Linked DNA regions of Homo sapiens: regions 1, 3, 4, 5 and 6 are each linked to region 2. A link is a contact called in ENCODE Hi-C or POLR2A ChIA-PET data. All regions are on one chromosome and are shown on one strand. The core of a region is the stretch at or near the end of the contact, and the rest is flanking DNA. Distances in the headings are between cores, read along the strand shown. Region 1 has its middle 150 kb from the start of LINC01170. Region 2 has its middle 400 kb from the start of LINC01170. Region 3 overlaps ZNF608 (zinc finger protein 608). Region 4 overlaps ZNF608 (zinc finger protein 608). Region 5 has its middle 260 kb from the start of ZNF608. Region 6 has its middle 170 kb from the start of ZNF608.

The links. Hi-C counts contacts between places; a loop is a spot of excess contacts on that map. ChIA-PET counts read pairs that join two places held with the same protein, here RNA polymerase II (POLR2A). Pooled maps may share reads with other maps.
Region 1: a loop to region 2 is called in a pooled map, with 6 times the contacts of the local background. The contact joins two enhancer-like sites. A Hi-C loop is called at or near these places in 4 of 37 single-sample maps with no recorded cell type and 3 of 50 pooled maps.
Region 3: a loop to region 2 is called in a map of OCI-LY7, with 2.9 times the contacts of the local background. The contact joins two enhancer-like sites. A Hi-C loop is called at or near these places in 1 of 168 maps with a recorded cell type or tissue (OCI-LY7), 5 of 37 single-sample maps with no recorded cell type and 4 of 50 pooled maps. POLR2A ChIA-PET finds 5 or more read pairs at or near these places in 1 of 52 experiments (OCI-LY7).
Region 4: a loop to region 2 is called in a map with no recorded cell type, with 3 times the contacts of the local background. The contact joins two enhancer-like sites. A Hi-C loop is called at or near these places in 2 of 168 maps with a recorded cell type or tissue (B cell and OCI-LY7), 17 of 37 single-sample maps with no recorded cell type and 6 of 50 pooled maps.
Region 5: a loop to region 2 is called in a map with no recorded cell type, with 14 times the contacts of the local background. The contact joins two enhancer-like sites. A Hi-C loop is called at or near these places in 3 of 37 single-sample maps with no recorded cell type and 3 of 50 pooled maps. POLR2A ChIA-PET finds 5 or more read pairs at or near these places in 1 of 52 experiments (OCI-LY7).
Region 6: a loop to region 2 is called in a map with no recorded cell type, with 6 times the contacts of the local background. The contact joins two enhancer-like sites. A Hi-C loop is called at or near these places in 1 of 168 maps with a recorded cell type or tissue (GM12878), 4 of 37 single-sample maps with no recorded cell type and 2 of 50 pooled maps.

What each region holds. Positions count from the first base shown.
Region 1 is chr5:124,581,826-124,586,302 of GRCh38, forward strand. No RefSeq gene overlaps it. Among named protein-coding and RNA genes, the nearest start is that of LINC01170, 150 kb to the left of the region's middle. Within about 2 kb of position 2,091, at least 3 of the 41 ENCODE cell types and tissues checked have a DNase peak (open chromatin) inside an H3K27ac peak, as active enhancers do.
Region 2 is chr5:124,033,790-124,038,068 of GRCh38, forward strand. No RefSeq gene overlaps it. Among named protein-coding and RNA genes, the nearest start is that of LINC01170, 400 kb to the right of the region's middle. RefSeq lists an enhancer at 1,500-1,549. Within about 2 kb of position 1,307, at least 2 of the 41 ENCODE cell types and tissues checked have a DNase peak (open chromatin) inside an H3K27ac peak, as active enhancers do; they include OCI-LY7, where a contact is called at or near this core.
Region 3 is chr5:124,702,758-124,707,557 of GRCh38, forward strand. The region is part of intron 2 of ZNF608 (zinc finger protein 608); the gene reads right to left. Among named protein-coding and RNA genes, the nearest start is that of ZNF608, 41 kb to the right of the region's middle. Within about 2 kb of position 3,479, at least 9 of the 41 ENCODE cell types and tissues checked have a DNase peak (open chromatin) inside an H3K27ac peak, as active enhancers do; they include OCI-LY7, where a contact is called at or near this core.
Region 4 is chr5:124,652,419-124,656,943 of GRCh38, forward strand. The region is part of intron 3 of ZNF608 (zinc finger protein 608); the gene reads right to left. Among named protein-coding and RNA genes, the nearest start is that of ZNF608, 92 kb to the right of the region's middle. Within about 2 kb of position 3,018, at least 19 of the 41 ENCODE cell types and tissues checked have a DNase peak (open chromatin) inside an H3K27ac peak, as active enhancers do; they include OCI-LY7, where a contact is called at or near this core.
Region 5 is chr5:125,003,602-125,007,842 of GRCh38, forward strand. No RefSeq gene overlaps it. Among named protein-coding and RNA genes, the nearest start is that of ZNF608, 260 kb to the left of the region's middle. RefSeq lists an enhancer at 1-6 and a silencer at 2,971-3,020. Within about 2 kb of position 2,715, at least 3 of the 41 ENCODE cell types and tissues checked have a DNase peak (open chromatin) inside an H3K27ac peak, as active enhancers do; they include OCI-LY7, where a contact is called at or near this core.
Region 6 is chr5:124,919,326-124,923,841 of GRCh38, forward strand. No RefSeq gene overlaps it. Among named protein-coding and RNA genes, the nearest start is that of ZNF608, 170 kb to the left of the region's middle. RefSeq lists enhancers at 2,091-2,180, 3,856-3,965. Within about 2 kb of position 1,891, at least 3 of the 41 ENCODE cell types and tissues checked have a DNase peak (open chromatin) inside an H3K27ac peak, as active enhancers do.

The DNA.
Region 1 (4,477 bases), core at 841-3,340, 550 kb after region 2:
TCAGGGGCACCTCACAGGAAAGCAAAGGCGACAAAGCAAAGAGTATTAAACAGCTGCTTGTTCGTGATTCTGCTATGTCTCTAAAACCTCTCTGGCTCCTGCACTCCAAGCCCCAGTTGAATGGAAGAGAAGTGTCCTGTGCATCAACGTGTTCTTCAGGACACTTGTTCTTCTCTGCACTGACCAGGAATTTTCAATGCCGCCATGCAAGAATGGCGCTTTACTTAAAGACACTGCATTATGTTAAGCAGACAGTCTGTCATTACTTAGCAGCCACACTATACTGTGGATGCAGTCCTGTTGTTTTTATTAAAGGGGTTGTCAGGATCTATAATTCACACATCATTAACCGCTTCATTAAGAAGACAGCAGCCCTGTGGGCCCTAAACTTGTAGCAGTTTGAAGACAAAGCAAGTAAACACTCTCCTTAACTGAGCCAGAGAGGCGACCCCCACAACCCCCCACTGGTGGGAGTGTCTGAAGAAGTGCTGTTTTCTAGGAAGAAAGTTTTTTCAAACTCTGGAGCATAAATGTGCAAAACATATTCACTTAAAACTGATTTGATTTAAGTTAAAAGCATTACTTTGCAATGAGCTGCGCAATCCCACATCATTCATCAAAACCAAGCCATCACGGGCCGCAATGTGTGGTTACTTAAGCATTTTCATATGCCCTAGACTTTTTTTAATGGAACAAAAAGCAAGACCATGAAATACACAGAAGGGAAAACATCAAAAAATTTGTACATGGCCCATGACATTGGTATTCCTCTAACATGGATTTTACTAAGCATCACTTATATAAACAATGGCGCCAAATCCTGTTTTCTTTCATAATGCATGTTTTCTCAGCAGTAGTACTGCAGATCTTGAAATACAATATGGGGGCTCTAGTTTCCCAGTGAAATCATATGGTTGGTGTATTTCCTCAAAATAAGCTTGCCATATGGAACCAGCCCTGGAACAGGCCCAGATCAAACAGAAGTAGCTAAAGATCCTGCACCTCTTGAACCAGCCAACACAGCCAGTGAGAAGACCAGTCAGCCTTAATGATTTCTTTAGAGTCTATGCACTTAGGTCTCTGTATTGGACTTTCTCTAAAGTTTTTGTTTGAAGAAAGAATTCTGTGACTAAAATGAGTTGGAAATATACCGTGATGGGACTTTCTTGATTTTTTTTACCCTATCAAAACCTTCCTGTTCTTAATTGCCTTTTTTCTCGGAGCTCTACTAGGTAATTGGCTAAGTAAACCATACTATGCTAAAGCCAATGTAAGGGATAAAACATAATATGTTTGTGCTTTTCTGGATAACATTTGCATTTATACTTTAGTCTTCAACCTCCTAACCAAAGAGAGTTAAGCATGAATTTTAGGTTCCATGGCAGGGCTACTTGGCAAAATAGTTTTGCCGTAGGCATGAAGTACAGAAGAGACTTCTCAGTGCTTGAAATCATACCACCCAGCAATCACCAAGACAATGATTCTCCAAATGTGGTACCCATACCAGCAACATCAGCATTACCTGGGAATTTGCACATTCTTTGGCCACACCCCAGACCTACTCAATCAGAAATTCTGAGATCTGTGTTTTTAACCAGCCTTCCAAATGATTGTGATGCACGCAAAAGTTTGAGAACCACAGACATAGATTCATGTTCTAAGTTGTGTTACCTAGAAGCAGAGCCTGAGATGGGGATCCTTATGAAAGTGATTTATTAAGGACCGCCTCTCAGTAGAAATCTGTAAGAAAGGAAGTGGAGCAAAGAAAGGGACAGAGACAAGCAAGCACGTGATGTAAATTCAGGTGAAGCCTCTCCTTGGCCTGATTCACAGGAAGAGGATTCTAGAGCGCAAACCATGCAGCAGAGTTATCTCCCTTTGAAGCAAAGGGCTAACCTTTGTCATAAGCCCTTCTTAGTCACTAACTATAGGAAGGACAGAGGCTTCCCCAGTTGATGCCAGTTCTCTGGAGAAGGGAAAGTGGTTGTCATTAGCAGCCAAAAGTCACATAGCTGTGGGACAGGGGGGCCTGGGTGAGTGCTACTACTACCACCAATATAAAAAGTCAGCTTCAGCAATATACAAGCTCCACTACTTTCACTATGAATCAACTAGAGAATGACTCATCTACGCACTCTCAGTACCCAAGACAGTATTGGTTATGCAAATATGAAGCAGGAAACGCCTTAAACTCCAATCTGCACTGAACAGCCACCAGAAACCTAATCCACTTCAGTCATCTTTGAGTACTATCAACACTGGAATAAAGCTGATTTCAGAACCTGAAACCACAAGCCTCATAGTGCAGTGAGAGAACGTTTGAATTACTAGTTCCACACAACATGAGTTTTGGATGCTTGCATATCTAGTCCTCCTTTTGTAAATAAGAGCACCCTGATTTCCCTTGGGGTACTTAGCCCTTCCCCATTGTGTGCTGATCTTGGTGAAGCTGCAAATCACTGTGCCTGTCTTCTGCTAGACAAGGTGCAGGCGTGTGGCTCAGTCTGGGTTGACTGATTGCTTTCCTTGTAATTAAAATCTTAATTAGAGTGACACAACTGACTACGGTCAGAGCACATTCATAGCAGTGCTTGAGACTTGAAGAAATTCTTCATCAGTTCCTTCTGCCCAGGCCCTCAGAGGGCCTTTTTAAGTGGAATTGTTCTTAATTCCTCTAGATCCTTCCAGCCCCATATCCTGCCAGTAAATTCTCTTTTGCTTAAGTGAGTGGGTTTTGGTTGCTTGCAACCAAAGAATCCTGGCTGACCCTAGTTTCCAAATTCCTTGAGTTTGATGGTCTATTTTGTTTTAGTGTTATGGTTTTTATTCAGGTAAGAAGAATCCTGTTTCCATTATTTTCACTATGTAACAAACTACCTCAAAGCTTCATGGTATAAAATAGCTATTTTAATATGCTTATAGAGTCTGTGGGTCAGGACATAGCAAGGATGGTTTGTGTCTTCTCCAGAATTTTTTTTTAATTAGCCAGGCATGGTGGCACTCACCTGTATTCCCAGCTACTTGGGAAGCTGAGGAGGGAGGATCTCTTGAGCTGGTAAGTTTGAGGCTGCAGTGAGCTATAATCACACCACTGTACTCCAGCCTGGGCAACAAGGCAAGACCCCATCTCTTAAAAAAACATAAAAGAAAGTACATAAAGCTAAAAGGCAACTTTATGAACCCAATCACAATTTTAAAGGAATTTCTTCTAATTTCTCTTAATAGGATACACATACATTTAACATAGTATATATGTATGTGACATTTCTTTTTACTGGTAATGAAACAGGAGAGTTCCCTGATCCCCCTCATAGGACATGTAACAGATCTGTGACTCATCTGTTCCATCACTGCTGCTGCTCAAACTCCTGACTGGAGGGGGAGTACACAGACAGGCAGGTATAGTAATCAGGGTGAGTGCTGTGGGCTCCAGCCCCGTGTTTGGGGGTGTGCCTGCAGCCCCAGTGTTATAATGCTCCTTTAGCCTTGCTGTCTACAGAGAGCTTAAGTGTTAACCAGCTCAATGGACCCTCTGCCTTTTCACAAGGGCAGAAGGCCAGTGTGACAGCTTTCTGTATCCTGAGCTCTTGCCCAGCATCCTGGAAGAATCAGGTCACACACAGGCTTGAAGGATGAATGAGAGGTTTTATTGAGTGGTGGAGGTGGCTCTCAGTGGGAAGGATGGGGAGCTGGAAGGGGGAATGGAGTGGGAAGATGATCTTCCCCTGGAGTTTGGCCATCCAGCAGCTAAACTCCCCTCTGACCGCCCCCAGCCAAACTCCTCTCAGCATTCAGACATGCCTTCCCTTCTCTCTTTCTCTGCCACACCGTTCTGCTGTTCGTCTGCTTGTCTCCTGGTCTCCTTGTCTGCTCATCTCCTCATCAGCTTCTGGAGCCTGGGGTTTGCAGTTTACATGGGTACAGGATAGGGGGGTGTGGTGGGCCAAAAGGCAACTTTTTGGGCAGAAAACAGAAATGCCTGTTCCAAGTCAGGGCCATGGGTCTCCAGGCTTGAGGGTGGGGCCTTTGCTGGGGAACTGCCCTCTTCTACCCAGTATTTCCCTGTCTCCTGTCCATATCTCCATATCAGTAACACTCAGAGACCACACGGATTCATGCTCCCCTTTTGCAATAATACCCTGTGCTCCCCACTTTCAACCCTAAGAGTACTTGACTTTTCAGAGTATGAATAGCAGCTATAGAAGATTCACCTTTGGGATCTTTTAAATACAAAATGTGCTAACATTTAACATAGTTAAGGGAAACATTACATCGTCCCGAGTCACAAGCTACAATAATCGTGTCAGAAAGCAGAGTTTGCAGTCACTATTCTCCTGTTATTCTTTCTTGTTTCCTCTGAAGCAGAAGTTTTTATCCTACTGCGGCAGGTAAGCCCAGGGTAGTTCTCTGCCACATAGAAACTGAACATGGCAAGAATGGCTATTCTGTAATTTCAAGAATAAGATTGACTTTGCTT
Region 2 (4,279 bases), core at 57-2,556:
TCCTGATTAAATAGGAGTGTGTTGGGAAGAATGCTGAAGCTGTATGGGCACAGTGAGAACCAAGGTCATAATCTCCTGGCAATATTACTGACAATGCGTGGGTACAGGGCAGGGAGTGGTCATAAATGTATTTGTCAGTTGCATACTAAAATATCAAGGGAATAATAAAATGACAGCCCTGTTTTGGCCCTCTGTGACCCAGGTCTGTACACTAGAAAGTTACACTTGCATTGGGCAATTGTTTGGCCCTCTGCACAAATCAGGATCAAAACATAGTCTCTCATATGTTAAACATTATAAATTAACTACATCATGTTTCTTCTTTCACATTTTTAGACGTCTCCTAATCATTTTACTGCCCATTTAATACCTATAAACAGTAATCTTTCTAAAGGTTTTTATATTAACATATTCCTTTCTGGGCTTACTCAGACAAAACACCGGCTTTACTAAAAGCCCTTGGTCACTCAGTAAAATGTTATCATTCATCCCATGGTGCTGTGTAACCTTGCAGAGAAGCCTGCCTCATACATAAGATCAATAATAATTGTGATGTACCCTGTATGGGCAAGATTTGGTACTTCCTTTATGAAAGACTGAAAGACAGAAAAAAGAATAGTGTTACTGTTACTGGGCACATTTATTCTCGTTTTACAAGCACTATGCAATTTAATTTGGATTCAACTTCCCTATTCTATAATCTGCACTTCTTTCCGAATGCCAATAGGAAGGAAATGGCAAATCAGAAGAGTCTAGTAAGTGCGCATTTTAAACATAAGGCAGGAATTTTAGATCTACCATGTGTCAGATCTTTGTTCTTGGTTCATCAGGCCACAATTCATGCCAAATCATTTATCTTATTTTTATTTCAAGACTACAATTGATACACTATGAAGTGTAGCAGTTAGAGAAAATGATTAATAGGTCTCTTTAGCTGTTGATAAATGGTTGAGAACATAAAAATGGAACAAAAGAAACAACAACTATAGATTATAGAAATAGTGATCCTGATGTAGAATTGAAGTCTTTCATCTATTTCTGGGAAAGAGGGCAATAATCTAATGAGAATATTTCTCTATTTTCCCACTCTGAACTCCTTATTTACAAGTAGACATATTCTTAATTTGCTTTTTGATAATGTAAATCAGTACTATATTTTAGACTATGTTTTAGAAACTTTAAAAACTTCTTTCTATACGTGTCTAATTTGAGGCTGCCGGGTGATTTGGTTCAGCTAGGATGTGAGTTTTACTCAGTTCTCATTTCAAAAGCAGAACGTTCGGGCCACTATTTGTCAGGTGATTATGCTCTGCTTATGTTCATTCAGGTGGTCACTGAATTGCCTGCAATCTGCACCATTAATCAAGTTGCCTACTTGGTTGTTAAGGGAACTGAAAACCCCCGCTCAGCTATTTTTTCCAATCTGGTGTTTTTCATGGTTTCACCACTTTATCATGTTAGTTACTGAATTTCCCTATTTTGCATTCACTTGTTCACTCACATTAGAAAAATACATCAGTGTATGTATTTTAGTCTGCATAGAAATCTGGCAATGCCTTTTAAGTCGACCCTGATAAAAAGAATACTAAGAAAATTTTCATAGCAAGAGATGTAGCTGGTCTCCAAAAGATAGATTTAATTTACTAGCATGGGAAATAATAACAGAATCATTTTCTATTTACCAATCAAAACTATGTCCATGTATTTCCACTGTCATTATCTACTTTATATTTAGTGGAAATACTTAAGCAAATATTAATAATCAGTATAATATTCCTGAGGACTCTGACTCTGTCTTTAGAGATGAAATTAAGGAGAGAGCTGAGCAATTACCAAATGGGTTTTATCCACAAAGACAAGTCCTAGAAAAGCCTTGCTAAAGCGATGCCTTGCCCTCAATTTAAAAAATCTTTTCTGTAATCCATTTCACCCTGTTTTAAAAAATATTAATTAACTAATCCAACAAATATTTAATGGGCACTGATTTTGCTATAGGCTTTGGGGTATTTAAAAGATGAGAATACCCTCAGGAAGTTCTAGAAATGGGGAGTCCCCATAAGTTCGATCTCATACCCTCTCTTTAACCCCTGTCCACTTAATAAGTTTCAATATGGTGCCCCAGTATATCAGATGAAAAGAATTATAGCATTGAAAGTGTAATAACTATGTGAAAAATGGATGAAATAAGCTATATTAATTATGAAACACATTCATGATGTCTTCAACTAAGTCTAAAAAATGTGTACATTTTTCAAGATAGAAAAATAAATTCACAGTTTATGACTACAAGCTTTAGGAGAGATGGGTCACTATGCCATCCAATATGTATGTATTGTATCACATCCTAAGCTGTTTCTCCCTGTATATTCTAGTGAAGCAGAGAAGCTAAACAGCCATGACAAGTACAAGGACAGGTTATCACATGTGCACATAGGAAGGGCAACTAGCCAGCAACACGTCTATCAGAGATTCTTTATTTCAGCAGGAATGTCCTCTGAATTATCACCTGTTTTTCCTAATAAAGAGACTAGGTCCCTAGAAGGTGACAGTGGCAAGAGATAAACTGTAGGTGTTCATTTACTGAATGTTTTCTCATTATACGTTTGTTTATTGGACATACATTCAGTAATCTCTCAGGTGCCAGGTTTTGCATCAGCATCTGTGATGTTACTATGTCTTCTAGAAAGAAAATAAAAATCCCAGAAAGAGCTTCAGATTCATTATCTTGTCCTCTACCCAGTGAGCTATCCAAAGTTTTGTAACTTTTGTTTAAAAAAGCCTTATGTCTGCTGGGAGTGAGTTTTCCAAATTTTCTGTGGGGAAAACCTTCCCATTATGAAAATTATTCTTCAAAGAAATTAAACTAGTTCTTTCTGTCTTGCAAGCCATTGTTAAAGAAATAAAGAAAACTCTAAGCCTAAGGCAAGCCCTAGATAACACCTAAAAATAGAGATTTTTTTGGCAAAAATAGAGATGTTTTTGGCATATTTAGAAGAAATTACAGAGAATATACTTCTTTGATCACCTTTCTTTGTTTCTACAGTGTTGGAAACTTGTAGAAACAAAAACCTACTTGAAAAACAAAACCTGTAAATGAGTTATTTCACTTAAAGGAAATGCAATTTTACCTAAAAGGAGTCTTTTTTTTTCCTTTCAGTGTAAGGCAAGAGTAATTTAATTTAGGAGGCTGTTAACCTCCAATGTAACAGATACATAAATCATATTAAAACCACCTTGGAATTTGTAGTGAGCAATGAAATAGATCCCAAGACCAATAAAAGAACTCAGCTAAGTGACTTATCTAAAATGTACACCAGGTAGCAAAGAAGAGGATTCAGGTTTAATTTAAAAGCAAATATCCAGTTTCCTTTTCCTATTTTTCTATATTTTCCTCTTCACTAAGATATAGTTTCAAAGTAATATTCTTGTTCTTTTTCATTATGCTTTCTTTCCTTTTATTTTTTCTTTCTCTTTTTCAGGCTGAGTTTGATGTAAGTTTGGAAGCTACTAAAAAGGGCTTAGGTCCATTTAAAAATTAAAACCAACTCTGCTTCTCAATTGTTTGATTAAAAATTTTGCCTGATTTAAGTTCACAAAATACTAATAGTATTTTTTGTATGATTATATTATACCAATTGTGTCATCTCAAATTAAAATTTTAAAATGCTATTTTAACATTTCATATAAAAGGAAATAAATTTAAGATTTGGAAACTTGACCAGAATACATGTAATACACATAATAAGAAATTATTCCTTGCAAGTCAAGGTGACATTCTGCCCCTAAAAAATTTTAAATAATTTACTTCATGTGAAAATAATGTAAAGAGTATACATTCCATAAGATACAGAGTAATCAAATACTGCATAACTTTGGTATCTCTCTTTCTCTCTTGATTTTTGCTATGTATCACTAGTAACGATATGTTTGTCAATGGAGCAAAATAAGTTTTAGGAATGATAGTACTAAATTAACATAGCCACTGGACATCTGCTTTTTATAATCTTGATGTCCTACATTATTAAGTTATCAATCTCTGAAATACAGTACTGTTGTCTGTTGCTAACAAAAAGAATATTGTACCAGAAAAGGGAGCATTAAACTATCCCAATAATTGGCATTTCAATAGCCAAAAAAATGCCTCTTGAATTTGCTTCTTACAGGTCTGAACATACTATAGTCTGGCATGAATTGACCCAGGAGTATCCTTGCAGTGTTGAGGTCTCTTCTGTTTACAAAATCTAAAACTGTAGAAAAAGAGCCAACTGGCTTGAAGGGG
Region 3 (4,800 bases), core at 2,229-4,728, 670 kb after region 2:
GCCATAAAACTTCTTTTGCTCCACGCTTTTTATTGTTCTGCATTCTTGATCACAGAGCCCAGGAAAGAAAAGCATTTAACAGCCCCAAACCCCAGATACTGTGATTTATGCTTTTGTGTAAATGTAGCTTAATGTGGATCAAAGTTCACACTGATAGTTCTTATTTTAAAACTGAGCTGACAAATGAACAAAGGGGTTCTGAGAGAGGAAATTTAAGGGGGGAAAAAAAACAATGCTACCTAGTAGTCTTTATTACAACTAAAAGACTGTCTGAGATTAGAATCACTTTCCAGAATTAAAAGTAAAGACCAAAGAAAATTATAAACCAGTGGTTTTTTTTTTGCATGCTTTCCAGCTTCTTAATTTGTATAGTTAGTTGTAAACTGACTGCAATTCGATGTCACATGTATAAATTGAAAAGAAAAAATAGAACATTATTCTGAAAATATTCTTCACATCACCTGATCAACAGCCTACATTAATACCAAGAGAACAAACGTAGCTTGAATAGGATGCATAGGAAAATGAAATAAAATTAGAGATGAGTCTTATAGCGTATCAGTTCTCTGATTTGGAGGTGAGAACACAATGGGGCAATGACAGTTATGGTGGCAAGACATACTAACACTAGGATTGGCGCCAACTCTGATATTAACTAGCTTATGACCCTGGAGAGTCATTCAACCTCTCTGAGGCCCATTTTCCTCAACTAGAAAACACATTCCTGGCCAGGTGTAGTGGCTCACACTTGTAATCCCAACATTGTGGGAGCTCCAAGAAGGAGTATCACTTCAGGCTGGGAGTTGGAGACCAGCCTGAGCAACACAGCAAGACCCCCATCCCTATAAAAAAGTATTTAAAAATTAGCCAGGCATGGTGGCATGCGAGTAGTCCCAGATACTCGAGAGGCTGAGGTGGGAGGAACAACTGAGCCCAAGAATTCAAGGCAGCAGTGAGCTATGATCATGCCATGGCGCTACAGCCTGGGCAACAAAGCAAGCCCCTGTCCCTTAAAAACAACAACAACAGCAACAACAAATGCACTTTTCAGCCGCCTAATATTGATGACATATCCTATCACAACAGCTTCTAGACTAAATCCTTATTTCAACATAACTCCATCTATAGATATATTTGCATGCAGAAACACACACACACCCCTCTCTCTCTCTCTCATATTTATGTAATTTCCAAGTTCAAATTTCTATGGAATCTGGATGCCTTGAGGGGAGAAGCCAGAGTACTCTGGGCCTACTTGTAAGTTAATTGTGTTTGTTACCATTAACACAATTCAAATGTAACATGAAAGTTGAACTGATATTTATAGCAAGAACTTTTGAGTCCAGTTCAACATGTTTTAAAATGAGAAAGCTAAGGTTCAGAGAGTTTGACTATAAATATACACTTAATCATAAATAGCACTCCGATGTGATAATAGTCTTTAGACTATTTAAGGCTTTTAAGGCTTAAACCTGACAGTTACTATTGTTTTGAGGTTCACATCTTTGACTTGCACAAGTGAATTTCTTCGTTTCTTCACTGTAGTATCGGCTTCTCATGGTGGCTCAGAACTGCCACTCCCATAGGTACCAGACCAGCACTACCAGTGAGAGGAGAACCAAATGAGAGGAGAATCGCAGTTTCTCCCCATTCACTGTGAGATGTCGGGATTGGGGAGGAGGTGGAGCACAAAGTCTCCCCGTGTGGTCTACCATAGGCCCCTCTTCCTTAGAGGTCGCCAGCAAGAACAGGATTTGCAGGTGGGGATTACAGCCACTCCCAGAGGTGTTTTTATTTGGCAGGTATGTTACTTTTTAAAACATTCCAGTTTTTTTTAGCAACACTTTAATAAATTAGGAAAGAATTTAAATTTCTCCTATTTCGTAAAATAATTATTGGATTATGTGCTCTCCTGGGCCCACATTCCTCATGGCATCAACTGACAGAACTGAGCTTCACTGCAGCCTTGCCACGTGACTTGCCCAACCAGAGAATGCTGGAGTTTGTGCTTCCACCCTCTGCCTGAAACAATCACAGAATGTCGCCTAGCCCAACCTACTCAGTCGAGAGAAAACTGTGGCCCATATTTGTACAAGTGTAATAAGCTGTCTCTAGTGGCAGCCTAGGTACACATAAAACGATGGCATCCCACAAGCAGAAAATTGACAGGAGTTCAACATACACTGGGAAACAGAAGAAGGGTGGAAGGGAAGTAATTCAAAGAGTGTGGCCAATTCTTTCTGCTAGGTAAGAATTTCCCCCCAAAAGGTTTCAGTTCTCTTGTGTATCTCAGTGTCAAACGTGAAGTCACATGTATCATATGTAAAGGAGGATTTTAAAGCATTTTCAGTAGTTATTTTTGCCTTATACAAAAGATCAACTCCACTGCACCCTGGTTTCTCAGGTCAGTGATCCATACACTGAACCATAATTTCTTCAGCCAATGAAGGTCATTAAGGCAGAGGGTGGCAACAGTTTCCACAAGGACTCCCTCCAGTGAGGAGGCAGCATACCAGGACTTGAACCTCTGGTTCTGTTAGCAGACAGAATTGGGTTCAAATGCTGACCCTGTCAGTACTTGCTGTGTGGAACCCTGAGCAAGTTACCGCGCTTCTCTTCTCTAAGACTCAGTGTCTAGTTCTAAGAAATGGGAGTAATAATAACAATTACCCCCACAAGCGTTGCAGTGAAGACTCAGTGAGATAATCCGTGCAAAGTGAATGCTCAGCATAGTGCTTAGGTCAGTAAACACTGGCTTAAAAGTCCCTGGTCTGATATTATAGTTCCCTAACCCTGCACCCAACCTTCCAAAGCTCCTTTTTATATCCTACTATATTTAACATAAATCTATAATCCCCTCCAAATGCATGGTTAAGTGCAATTAAAGTATGTTAAAAATACAAGAAAGGGGGCTTAACCTTGAGAAGCTCAGCCTGGGGAAATACTGCTTCTTTCATACACTGACATCTGGCAGCAGTCAACTGGCTTAACCCACCTCCATTTTACAATTTTATGGCAATGATGGGATCACCATGAAGGCCCTGATGAGTCCCGTACTACTACAGAATCTCCTCCTCCTAATCTCTAGTTGCAGCTTTTTCTCATGCACTGCTGCCCTAACAGTCAGCTCACCTCAACTCTTATCACACATCCACCCAATAATTACTACACACCTGCCATTTGCCAGGCACCGTGCAACCTGCTAGAACAAGAGTGGCCCAAACAGACCAGGTCCCTGCCCTTCTGGACTGACTGTGTAGTGGGCAAGACTGTGACACTGGTCAGATAATCATACAAATATAGCAAAATTACAAGGATAATTGTAGAACTACAACCAAAGGAACTTTCATGGTGGCCTGAGAGCAAAAAGTAGCGTGTTAATGGAAGACAGGGTGGGGCAGGGATCTGTCTTCACTGGGGGTTGGAATCCAGCTCTACTGTTAGCTACAAAACCTTAAGCAAGTAGTTTGATCGCTCTGGGGAATCAGTGCCTTCATCTGTAAAACGGAAATAACATCTGGCTCATGTGACTACTACAGAAGATCATACAAATAACTTTAGCTCAGGGCCTGGTAGAAGGTAGCACTCAATAAACAGGGGCTATTGCTATTGTCAATATTAGTATCATTATTACAAATATATCTGAGACCTGAAATCGATAGGTGGTTTGGCCCTATGGGACCAAATGCTAGTATTTGCTACATTCAAAGGCAATTCACAAGAGGCAACAACAAATCCCTTTCTGAGGGGAGAAACACTAATATAGTTCTAATCAGATATTCCTCATTTAAAAATCAGTGGGGGATTATTAGTCTAATAATACTAACAACTGGAATAAAATATCAGAATAGAGAACTGGCCTGTTTTAGCAATGGTTTCTTTGTCAAAGCTCTTTTCTGTCATCTTGATAGGACACTGATGTAACCTATTAGAACCCAAAAAAAGAGGAAAGCAGGAAAGCAGCCATCTCCACTGGAAAAAAAAGACCCATAAGTCTAACAGCTGGTGGTGGCAGCCTGTCAAACCGAGGAAAGTTAATGTCAAGAACAGACGCGCGGCAGTCTCTCACTGTTATTTTTGCATGATTATTCCCAGGTGTTAGTGCATGCTGAGCAGTAGCCTGGCTATTTATCACGCGAGAGAGCCTAAGAGCATGGGAGGGGGAGCAGGGAGGCTGAAGGGAGGCAGGGAAGAAAAGGTTATTTACACAGAGAGCGGCACTTAGTGTGTGTAATCAGAGGGCTGGGTTGGGGGCGGGCAATCTGCAGGGAAACCCTGGCAATATTTTCTCCGTTCACCTTCTTTCAAGGGCTTCCTGAGTGCTGATGGGCAAGGAAGGATCCAAAGCTGGAGTGTTGGTGGGGACAGCTTTTCATCACTGGGGCATTTCACTGTGTTGGTCAGTGATGCTTTCAGTACCAGGAAACCGACAGCCAGTGAGGATAGGTGGCCAGGGTAGGGCTGGAGAGTGCTCCCTCGAGCACTCCTGCTCCACCCAGACCCAACAAAGAGACATTCAGGTGGCTCTGCTGCCAGGTAGAAGGAGAAGGCGAAACCCAGGACTGCCGAGAAGCAAGCCTCCAGAAGGCAGAGAGATTCCCTCCTTTACCTGGGATCAGGTCTAAACCCTGACAGGGAAGCTTGCCACAGCTTTCTCACGTCTATTGCCAAAAATATCCACACCGATCCTGCTATTAACCCCTCAATCCCGGGATCACCAACAACCAGAGGGGGAATGGTGTTTTACTTTGCTCAGAGCCAATATTGTTATAGTCTATGAGAATGCTGGGGCACGATTAC
Region 4 (4,525 bases), core at 1,768-4,267, 620 kb after region 2:
CAGTCTCCATCAAGCAGTGCTAATTAAATATGTGTGCTTGTGTCTATCTTTCTTTATATGTACGAGCCGCTTCACAATGCCACAGAGTGTTTAAATCTGCCCACAATTCACATCCGAATATATACAGGCACATGTTTACACAGCCAAATCTGCCACTCTATATTGGAATGAAGGCTTAAGGAATGTTTCTCATATAAACTACACAGTGTACTGTTTCTTTGTAAGAAGGTCTATGTTTAGACAACACCCCATTGTGAAGGGCCAAGTATAAAGGCGGTGTTTAGGTTCTAAAACTTGTAAATGATTTATCATTTTGCTGAAATCTCAAAATCTTGAACATTTTATAACCCACAGTCACATAAAGCAGACTACACTTACTGAAGGCATAAATGCCCATGATGAAAATTAGTTCTTTAAAAGTGCAAATTTGTATTTTATAAATCTGGGCATAAAGTTCTATTTCTCACATGTGAATTGGAAATAAGTGTACACTTATTCCAGAAAGATTAGTTTCTTTTCACGCACATTTATTCAAACATCTAGCCAGTGAGCTAGGTGTTGGGGACGTTCTATACAGGTACTTTTCATCTTTATATTCAAGTATTCTACCAGGTTTATTATTCTTCCCTTTCCACCCATGGACTGGGCCTGGCCTTTGTCAGAGAGCTAATGCCCTGTAACATTTCATCTGAGGCTTATTACTAATAAAGTAAGAATACAGCTGAAGAGTACAATGGATGGTTTGAGAGTGTGCTGACCACACACAGCTTTCTTCTTTGTACTGTTAACACTTTGTCTAAGATGCTGCCCCCAAAGGCCTATTACCTACAGAACATTTAATAAGAACAAGGTCTTTATTATATAACCTGAGCCTGTTACTTCCTCAAGCCAAAAAAGCCTGAGACCTCATAAGGATTTCAGTCAGTGTTCTGTTATGTCCTTTGTAAAGGGTTTCCAGGAAGATGTCAAGCCCAACAAACACTTATTGTGTGTGTCTACAGGGTACACATTAGGTGCCTATTTAGTGCTATGGAATCAACCATGTTTTACTTGGAGCTCCATCCAAACTCTGTACTTCAAGAGTCTGTGCATGAAAAGAACAGAAGAGACACAGGCATACACTGTGATGCACAAGTGGAAGTATAGTTTTGTCTATTACCTGCATTTTTACAGTAGGCCCCTTATGCTATCACGTCAGGCTAGACCCTGGATTTCATGTTCATGGTGCCCCCACCTAGACCAGTGATCCTAACCCTGCCCCCATCTGACTGGACCAGTGATGGGCACCTGGAGCAAAGGCAGCCAGCCCAACAGGGACTTATGTTGGGAATCTGAATGAGAAATATGGAAGTTCCAAAGAACTGGCAATAGGAGTAGAAGCCTAAAGCTTGCAAGATAGTAAGAGGCGTAAAGAACCATGATGGGCCAAAGTTCCAAGGGCGCAATAGCTATAAGACCAGGAAGCCAACTGCACTGTTGGTGCAACACCCTCAGGACTTTGTGTGCGTGTGTGTGTGTCCTTTTTCTCTCCAGCTTCATCACTGATAGAAGATTTCACCAGCACTCCCCCAGGATTGCCTATTTTCCAGCCATCTTGTTAAAAAGTTGTTCCTTGTGTTAAACTAAATTTGTCTTTGAATACCTTGGTCCTGGCTGAGCCTCCTGATACCCTGCAGATGCAGTCCACCCATCATCCACTCAACAGCCTTTCATCCAGGCAAGGATAATGACCATGTTGGCATTCTCCCCACCTCCTGCTCACTGTCTTTTTCCTATTTTTTTTTAATGAGATGGGCTCTCAGTATGTTGCCCAGGGTGGTCTTGAACTCCTGGCCTCAAGCAATCCTCCCCCGTCAGCCTCCCAAAATGCTGGGATTACAGTGTGACCCACCACACCCAGCCTCTATGTCTTCTTTACTCTCCAGCCTAGACAAGTTTCTTCAACCGTTCTTCATGTCACATTTTTAATTCCCCTAAAAGAAACCTTGAAGATGCCTTAGTCCAAATCCCTAGGGAAAGTTAAAGTTCCTAATGAATTAGAAGCAAATGGAGACAAATGCAAAGGTTCTCACTTCTGTGAATCCTTGCCCTAGACACACGCATACCAGGCACACTGCCAAAAGACAGCCATTCTCTCCTGGATCCCCACAGCACTGCATACACAGTTCTTGCCCTGATGGAAACGTACGAGCCATGTTTCCCTCCCCTTTCTGAGCTCACAACTAGACTCCTTCTCAGCCTCCCTATCAGTCCGATGCAGCCATGTGACTGAGTCCTACAGAAAGCAAGTGAGAGAACTGATGAATGTGGGCCACTTCCAGGCCTGGCCCATAAGAACCTCTCATCCCTTTCTGTCTGGCTGCAATGGAAATGGCTATTGTGATCTCGAAGTCCTCAGGATAAAGGTGGCAGAGTCTCCTTCATCTGGGACCCTGAATGACAAGGAGAACTTCCCAGGTCTGAACTTAAGGCTATTTGTCCTACCGTAATACATGGCCCCCATAATATTTTACTCTGCTTGTATACACAGTATGCCTAACTCTTCCAACTAGATGACACTCCTTGAAAATAGGAGCAGTGTCTGCACCCACAACCCCTGGCGGCACAGTGGCTACCTAATAGTGAGAATTCATTAAACACCTAGGAACTAACTACACGAGGACTGACGAGAGAGAGAGTCTAGACTGAATCCTACTCAGTGACTTCCTTTTATTACTACCATACTTTTTCAATAAGCATAATCTCCCACTAGTTTTATAGATGATAGACATTCTCTGTGGAGAGGCTTTGCTCCCAAGATGTTATAAATGTGGTTTATGAATTATTATTTCTGGTATTTGTGAAGCTGTTTCCTCAAGAACGGGGCAAATGCCTGATTTCCCAGTGGATTGACATAATTCTGTTTGTATTGAGTTTAAAGACTGCTTCAGAGTCTTTAAAGTGCCTCATCCCCGGGACAGAAGTCTTTGCCAAGCATCGCAAATGCTGAGTTTGGAATCAGACAGAAGTTTTTTTGAACTCTCTCAGACTACCACATCTGGATGCATTTGATGTGCATCCAGGCAGAAAACAGAAACCTCATTCGAATAACACCAAATGGTAACCCATTCATGCCATATGCCTTTAAAAAAGAAAGTTTACACATTTCTTTCCTTTTATATATTTTTTTCTAGTGAAACATTGGTGACAAAATGTCACAATATGCTGATTTCATGAGTACAGGATAAAATTCATATATTTCAGATATCATATTACCCTCCATTTTTACACAACGTGACTATTGTGCAAGGTATGATTTATCACCATTTCTTTGTTCAGGACTCCCTCCCCCCATTATTATGTTGTCGTCACTCTGTGGTATTCAATACTGGTACTTTGTAAAGGCTGAATCTTGTATAGCACAAGCTTCGCTGTTCCAGCCTCGGAGCTTATAACCTTCAGACAGATCCTTCTTCAAATATAATTATTTGGGAAAATTTAAAATGTACAACTAAGGTTGCTCATAAAATACCTGCCAGCCAAAAATCAGAGGGACTTTCCCATTACCTGTGCCAAGTATATATAGAGCACTAGGACAGGAAAAGTAAGTGTTGTCACATGACCATAAAATGCAGTATGTTTTTTTTTTAAAGAGCCCTACCGCTGGGCTGAATGTTTGAAGAGTCACTTTAAACACATCCTGTAATCAAACCATCTGGAACACAGTGCTGCGATTAGTCACCCTGAACATAGGGCTTTATCTGAACAAATAGTGTATGGCAATGGAGCTTGGGAGATAGGGCAGTACTAACAAAAGGAAGTGTAATGAAACACTTTATGCCCTAGTGTGCCGCCACCCCAGTCATAAACCCCAGAGACACACTGCTCTGGTGTTAATGTACTACTTTATGAAAGCACAGTGAGCTTAAAGATTAAAGGACTGAAGGGCTAAAAATTGCTGGTTTGGATAGATCTTCTCTGTCAGCGGCTGGAATATGTTGGCATCACTCTATCTGCGTTAATTATAACCTCTCAGATGACAGTTGAGCATTCCTATTAGGGTTTGGTGTTATTTTCAGGGCATTAGGAACAGGGTTTGTTTATGGGAGGGTAGTTACGATTCTTGGTTTGCCAGAGGTTAATCTGAACACAGACTTGTTTTTGGTTCATCTAAACCCAATCCACATACAACGACAACAAAAAATGAAACCTTAAGCAATAACAAAAGCAATGGAAAAATGCTGTTCTACTCTGCATTTTAAAACATGATAATCTTTCTTACTTGACTGTACTTATCTCTTTCAAAAGTACATTTGGTCATTGGTATACAATCTATGGAAATCCTTTTTTAAAAAAAAAATCTGAAAGGATTTTCCCCCTAAATACACAGAATAAGCCCTAAACACACACACACACACACACACACACACACACACACACACACACACACACACAGCTAAAGAAACCTTGTTTCCCCATGGGCCTTATGGTTTAATACACAAAAGAACACAGAGCCACTTCCATCACTGTCACCTCCCCTGCAGCC
Region 5 (4,241 bases), core at 1,465-3,964, 970 kb after region 2:
TCTAGTTGAGTAACAAATCAGTTTTCACATTACTGTTATGTTTTATTTGCTTGATAGAGGCTATATAAGCAATAGGACTGGGATATGTGTGCATTCCGAGTGCCTGGAGTGGCGAAGATGGGGAAGAGAAAGGATACAGATGGAGTTCGAATGGATCTGGGTATATTAGTTATAGCATATGATTGCTGTATATCTGGAAATCCAGAAATACATATTTAGGAACAAACCCTATATATAATTGTTTACATCCACATCAGTTTGGTATTTGACATTTACTTACGTTACACACACACACACACACACACAAACAAACACACTGCATAGTTTATTTATTACATAATTCATTGGACCGAATTTATTAAATCATACCAGGGCTTAGCCTTGTATGGTCTATTGATTTCTAGTTTAGTCCTAGATTATAACTTGACCTACTCTTCTGCTAGATGGTTTACAAAAACCGCGAACAAAATTTCACAATGCTAAAGACATAAAAAGCAAATAAAAATCCACCATGCTAAATGCTCTCAAGAAGGTCACCTTTCTAATCCAGCTACTGTTACCAGAGAATACCTACAACAAAGACAAGTTTGTTTATGACTGTGGTCCGCTGCTTATCTGCACAATTTATTGGTCACATAAAATATTTTGTAATTTCGTACTACAGTGGGTTTGACAGAAATGTCCACATATCTTACGTAATACTTTGACTGGTTCTATCTATTTAAATTTAAATCTAAGTATATTATTTGTAAAGTTTCTAGGTTGAGTGTAAACATTGCACTGTATGCATAAATGGTTAAACCTAACCTAAACATAACCATCACATTTCTAAGAAAAGTATTTTTCTTCCTATATTTTCTTTGAGTAAGCAGAAAAAAATCCATCAGTACTTACATTTAGGCACATATCAAGCTCCATTGTTTACTTTAAGAATTAGAGTATAAATGAACTTCTTTCTTTTATATAAATGCACATATTTTTACACTGAAATCTCTCAGCTAACTCGTGACACTTGACATTAATCACATACATAGATCAACAAAGACTTTGCTTTCATATAGAAAGTAATTTCAAACATATTTCTAAATTATGACTTGTTATTGCAGTCAATTTAATTATCTAGCTAATGACAATGTATGTTCATAATCAAAGTAGTCAAAAATACCAAGTTTAGTAATTAGACCATATAATTCCTTAACAACTCAATTTATAATGGAAAAGTACAATGCTTTTAGACAATGTTCTTCAAATACTCCTCTATATTCAGAATTAGGAATTCCACAGTGTATTCTTTTGACATTTAAAGCTGGAGATGGAGTGTTTAGGTTAGAAGCGTAGCTCCCTCCTGTATTCTACCTGAAATTGCTTGTAAGTCACATTACATTCTAAATCCATTTCCCCTCAAACCATGCTGAGGGTATAACATTTACTCTCTGTCATTAATGTTCTTTTCTGTAAGACATACCAATATGAATTGTAACACAATGAAACAATTAATCTTTCTTGGGCAATTTTAATGATTCTATAATTATAGAAAACTATAGAAAATCATGTTTTCCCGTTTATCAACTCAGATACTCAGTGACATTTCAATGCCAAAGACAAAAAAAAAAAAAAAAAAAAAAAAGGCGGGGTGGGGGGGGGAAGGGGAGAATCTCCTGTATTTTCATTTTAAGAGTATCATACTAACGGAAATCTATAAACTAAACATAGATAGTGTCACAAATGCAAACTGACACATGGCATAACTGGTGGCTGTGCAAAAATCCAGCCGGAAAAGTACTAAAATAGGCTAATTTCATTTCTGCCAGCTGCCTGCCTTTCCATTCTTTATCTCAGCTATTAGGTTTGAATAAATTTCATCTCCCACACTACAAGTAATGAGCAGGCAATGACTTATGAAGCACCGAGACCAAGTTAAGACAGAATTAGAATACAATTTTAATGAGACGGAGCTGAGAAAGTGGAAGTGTTACTCCTTTGACAGACTTGGCAAAATACCCAATATTATTTCAAATGCTCTTTCCTTTTTACAAAGAAACTGTCAAATATTAAAATAAAAATTATAAAAAATAAGACTGAGGAATTCTTTAGGGGCAGATTGTTAATGTGATTGTAAGCTAAAAATAGTTATTAGAGAAGTCATTTAAGGAAGAGAGCAAATGTGACTTCAATGTAAACATATTAAATATAAATACTCCTCTGAAAACAAACAACATGCTTTGGTTTCTCTGGGAAAAAAAAAAAGCAATTAACATTCAGGTAACATGCATCTCTTTGAAATGAGGTCCAGAAATTGTTGGGGGAATGGAGAGTAGACAAATATTTTCTTTGTTAGCACTTAATTGGAAGTCTATAAAATAATGTTATTATATGGCTTTGAAATACACTCAAAATAAACTGGTGTAAAAACAAGATAAACTCAAGCATGATTTTTTTTTAACATCCAACGTTCAGTACACCAGGTGGTGGGGGCAGTCCCCTGGAAGCATAAAGGGAAGTGGTCTTTGGCTAATAAGGAAGGTTTGCACCACAATAAAAGCATTTATTTTCACACTTAAAATCATGGGGAAGGTGTTCAATGGAAAAACCCAAATGCCACAAAATAACAAGAACAACTAAAATTGTTAAGGACTTCAAACTACCAAAACTAATGAAAGGGATTTTCCAGCCTGATGCCCCCACTCATATTAGGTAACGACGTCCCATCCTCCTTAGATGCCCTGTGCCTTCTCAGCTAAGCTGAGCTGAGGTCTGGGCCAAATTGAGCAGCACAGCAAGGCTACTTATACTCTACACTTTAAATTAATTCCTCCAAACATCCCCCAAACAGTTACTGGAGGCTTTTTTTCTCCCCCTCCCCCCACATACCCCTTACTGTTTCTGTCTTTCGTTTAGTGATTACTTCCTGTCGGTTTTTCTAGTGCCTAAAACATATGTGATTTGCTGCAGGCAGTCAGTATTTATAAGGAGAGCCTCACAGCAGGTGCCACTTACAAAAAAAGGCCCCTGTGAGCATGAGTGCACAAGTGTTATCCCATGACCCAAGGGTCATGCTGCTGTTCCTACACAATGTTTAGCAAAGGAAGGTTCTTTCCATCAACAACTGATAAACAGTATTCGTCTGATCGGCCAGATTTTTTATGAAATGATAAAGCGAATGAATATATCTATGCGTCTTTAAAAAGATACATGCATGCTTTCAAAATTATATGTAGCTATTCTGACTCTGCGGTCAACAAATGACCAGAAAAAAAAATCTAGTAATTTTTTAATGCTGATGGGTAATTTCACTCGGTGCCCCCAGTCTTCCATGCCCCAAATTCACTTCCTTGACTTTGAAGTCTGGGTCCCTTAAAGCTGTGAAATTTCCTGGATAACAAACAATGCTAAGAAAACTTTGTTTTGAGAAAATAGATTTGATAGCCATGGGACCTGTAAATGTAGTTTGCTTTTTACATCCAATAACAGTGACCAAAAAGGGGTGTGCTACCTTTTCCCATAAATGTTTCCATTCTTTAAACAGCATGTTAGAAATTCAGTTAAAGGGATTTAATGGAGCTAATTATAGTTGGTGAACCTCTCTAGCTTTCTTCTTGTTTTTCCCCCTGAGAGTTGTTCAGCATCACCCACTTGCAATGCAAGCTTTCCTTAGCCTGGATCTGTCCAGTGATGCTCCCTATTCCACGGGCCCCCATCAGCATATCTATTGTAACTTATTGTGAAAATCAGACCCAAGAAATCCAAAGAAAGCCCAAGGCAATACGGGGAGTTTTAAAACTGTTCTCCCAAGTATGATCAACAAATCACATTTTGGTGTATTTAAGGTAATCCTTTTGGGAGGCCTAATTAAGTTGGTAGGAAAATTATGTGATATCTATTTTATATTATAATATTATATAAAATATAGGTTATATATTCCAAGGTTATATATTATATAGGTTATATATTACAAGGTTTGTCATGTTTTATATATGAAACATGATACAAAATTGGAAGATGTATTTCCAATTCATGAAAGAATAATGAAAGAAGACAAAAGAATGAAGCTTTAGTTGTCTACCATGTTATACATTTACAGTATGCATAGGGGAAAGGTCACATTGTCAGTTTATATCCAACAAAGATTACTTAAGAAATTTGGATTTTCACAAATAATAGAGTCTTATGCTCCCATCTCCCTGTTACCAGCCACCACCTCCCCACCCCTCAACAACCTGATTTCTAAGTAAGAACCCTAT
Region 6 (4,516 bases), core at 641-3,140, 890 kb after region 2:
TGTTGTAGGTCTACTGGAGGAAGGGAAAAGACAGAAAACCTACTGTCTGAGATTTTATAATCTAGCAGTGGGGAAGACAGCACTTTTGCTGTGGAAATAATTCATAATCAAAAAGTTTTATGTCCATAGAATACATTATTCATTTGAGTCCTTAAGAAATTGAGAGCTGGTTGTGTTATTATAAAGACCCTCCATGCTAATGTGGTAAAATGATTTTAAAGATCTAATTTGCAAACAGAAGAGCAAGAATTGCTGAATAATAATGACACTTATCATTGATGAAAAACCCACTCTGAGTTTCTTACTTTACAGATATCTTTTCTAAACTTCCTATGGACCCTGCACAAACGGAATTATTATTTTCATTTTGCAGAGGGAGCAACTGAGGCTGTATAAAGTTAGTGACTGAGTCAGGAATCAGACCTATGTCTCCCAGACCCCAAGCACAAGTCCTTTGAACCTCTGAGCTATAAGGCTTTGTAATCCTGATGAAGGGAAATGGAGATGGGGAGGGGGTGAAGAAAATCTTTAAATTCTTTTTTTTTTTTTTTCCTCTGCAACACTTTAAAAAGAGACAGGACAAAAGAAGAATGCATGTTCTATATGCACATTTCTTTGCAGCCCTCTGATGAAGTACCTCAAAAGCTAAGCTCCCATCAATCCTGGAGAGATAGAATCAGCAGAGCATAGTGGCAGAATGAATGGTTTAAAAGGAACAGCAGCGACCAAAGAACTTTTTATGCAGAGAAACCCCAAATCTGGGGCAAAGCCCTCCTGTTCATTTTATCTCACACAAGGTAGGTAGTGCTGCCTGTCAAGGTAATGCATTACTACACTATTTGGAAAAACTACAGTTCTAATTAGATGAGCAAATAAATGTTCATTTCAATTTATTAATATAGCTGTAGGCCTTGTTACAATTTATCTCCCGGTTTTGAGACCAATCCATCTCGAGCTGGGAATCATTGTGGTGAAGTAACGGGTTTTAATAATGGATACAGGCAGTGAATTATTCAGGCAGAAGGGAGCAAGCCTTGATGCCTTCACTCACTTCTTTAATTAACTGTGAGATGCTGACGAGTCTGGGCTGTCTCGAGGCTTTCTAAGTTTGTCTGCATCAGAACTGTGAATTTTTCTTGGGCCATAGATATGTTGTGCTTTCAGGTCTATGCATAGCCAAGAAGTGACACCAGCTATCATATTCTCATTTTGTCTTCTTATATTCTCAATTCTGTGTCTGCTTAAATATTATTTTCCTGCAACTTCTTGAGCAACGAACATTTTTCTTGACAAAATGAACATCTTTGCTCTACTGCACTTCTGGATAAGACTTCAACACATGAAAATCCAAGATATTTCAATTCTCATATAAGTTTGGGAACTAATCAATAAACCACAAAATCCAGTTCTAGTCACTTCAGTCCATTTAGCTTGTTTTAAAGCCATTTATTTTCATGGCTTAGAAATAAATAAGCTGCTAGAAAAGAATTTTTCCTCTCCATTTGACATAGCATCAAACAAATAAACAAAACTAAAACTCTTACTAAAGGCAGGTTCCATTATTTGTGGAGCTTTGCAGTCTGCCCAAGTGGTTTCTGTAAACAAAACCTTTTAGGGCTTGTCACTAAACAAATGGCAGAATATGGCTGTGTACGTTGAATTTTCTTCTTTGCCTAACACAGATCTTCTAAGTAGAAAGTGCATCTAGCTCACAGTCTTTGCTCCAGTGTTAATCAATGGTTTTTGCTGTGAACACATTAATAACATGCTTAGATAATTGATTCCCCTTAATCTGGACGTTCTACTTTGCTATTACCTGTGACCATGAAAGTTAAAAGAAAAGTGCACATAAGCTGTTTGACAGCAATTTATTTATGCTGTGACAAGATAGTTCCTCTTTCAATTTTGTCACATCAGAGAGAAAGTAAGAATCTGGGGGAGGTCTGAGCTCACCACTTCTTGGTAGAAATTGAATCACTTTTTTCTATAAATCAAAAGTCATGTTAAAAGCTCTGTGAAGTAAACAATGATGTATATGAATTAGCAGCACAACCATAGTCAATACAAATCAAAGTGGCTTTATGAAGGTATTGATGTTTTCAGCTCTTCCTAAGGTTGAATACATTTAAGCGTTTATTCCCCAGGGCATTGTTGATCCAGATGAATGTATTCACTTTGAAACGAGACCATAGTCGCCGCTAGAGACAAAACTACATACACTGACCCAGATACGGTTCTTCCCCAGACCAAGTGACCCCAGCTGCAGCCGGAGTGCTCACAGTAAACTGAAATTACATGAATGACACCCAGGGAAAGACGCTTGTATTATAAAGAGGCTACATTTCTATTTGGTTTACTGATGTATTAATTTTTCAAAGTTTGGAATCTCTTCAAATACAAGGTAAATGCATTTTCTAAGAATTTGGCCCAGTGGCACTCGTCTGGATGTGATAACCTGTTTTTCCTGTATCATGATTTAACTTAAACTACTCTTGTAAGTGACTGATTCTGTATCTTCAAGTTACATTCATACATCCTGTGACTGGATATTGACGAATTCAGTAGGTGCCACAGGCATATCTTGCTTGTCTGAAAGGAAAGTTAATTTTATACTAAGATGCCACCATTAAAATAGATAATGAAAGCATTGTTAGGATTTACCAGATTAGCTAAAGCAACAAAACATCAGATTGTAACTAGATGACCTCGGGGAAAAACACAGGATGTATATTTCCACAAAACATCCCGCATCATTTGACATATTCAAAGTAAAGGTAAGCCATGTATTTTGGCCTTTATGTTGTTCACAGAAGAGTTCTTTGCACACTGGATATACATTGGAATTCATCTTCCTTTTCTTCTTAGTATGTTAGAATATCTATGTCTTCAAAAGGGTCAGCCTCAAATGAGTGAGCCAAAGGCACTTACATGCAGACCAGTACTTATTAGAAAGAACTGAGAAATGAAACATAAACTGATAAGTGAGTGCAAGTCATTCATCTTTTTAAAGCCCATAAAAAGAGAATTGTAAATTAAAATGTCTACAATAGGTTCAACACCTCTCTCTCAGCCCCTCCCTTTCCTTTGTCATGCTACAGCATTCAAGTGTGGGAATGTTTCTCTGAAACGTGTAAATCACACATTTAGTCATGCCATACCCAGGAGCACCGTACCGGGAGGAACGGGGAGGAAGGCCAAGGAAATTAAATATGAGTCCAGCAGTTTGTTAATGAAACATTTACACAAGCAGTTTATATGGTTGTAATAAAAAAGGGGGGCCTCTTTCATCGCACCTTTTCATTACTTAGCACAGTCTTTAAGAGGATTAATGTGGAAGGGGGGAAAAGAATGTGCTTATCAGTTGAGTCTCAGGATTGGTAATGCTGAGTTCTTAATAGATTGCCTCTGGATTTAGGATTACTGTGGTGCAAATTCTTCCAGGCTTTCAATAGAATAGAAAGCAGTTTGTTTTCCCCCCTTCAACGAGAAGGGCTATTGACTTGGTGATGAAATGACCTAGGACTCAGAGTTTATTCAAACCACTGCCTCCTGTTTCTGTCACTTCAGGGAGATTTATTTATTTGTTTGGGCTACTGGTAGCCAATGCATCAAAATATGCACTAATTCCACCACTACTGTGATTAAGAAGCAGCTAACAATGCAAGTTTAACAGCAACCAGCTGACTTTTATGATGCTTGTATTAAGGATCTAGTTTTCAAAAGGAAACAGCAGAGAAGACAAATCTATTTTTTGGACACTGTCAATTCCCTGCACCTCATTTTCTGACAGGTTTCCTAACAGCTCAGATAAACTACATATTTTGGAGGACAACTGAAGTGAATAAGTGGCCCTTTTAGTTTTCTGGGGAGTTAGAGGCAGCTTTTGTTGGCAATCTTGTGAAAGAGTACAGTACTGATGGATCATGCTGCTTGAGGTCCCGTGACTTCACACTATTTTTAGCACAAGGAAGATGTTAGTTGTAACAGTGTACAATGGGCTAATCAGCCATAATAGAACTCACACTGTTTTTCACTTCACATTGCACTTATTATGTGCCTTGAATGTAAACAGCTCTTTGCTTCTGACAAAGATGGCAGTTTGCCATGGTGGGATTCAGCCTTCTCTAAAGCTCAGCAAACATTGAATAGAGCAAGCCAGAAGACTGAAAAAGCAATTGTTTGAATTTATGTCACTTGCAACCTTAGACAAAATTATTTTTGTTACTTCCATCCTTTCCTTCCTACCTCCCTCAAATTAGCAAGCATTCACATATGTCAGTTATCAGCATATGAAAAATTATTTCCATTATTTCTCCACCCACATTTAGAGAATCAATAAATCATGTTTTATATAAAGTCTTGAATAATGACATCCCTGTGCATTTTATACCCATTGTGAAATATTTGGAACTTAACATAATAATATGAAGCTTGATCATATAAATAGATTGAAGTTGCTTTAAAGCATGATAAAAGATACTCTTTAAAATTACACCCAACACCCAAAAGAAGTTTA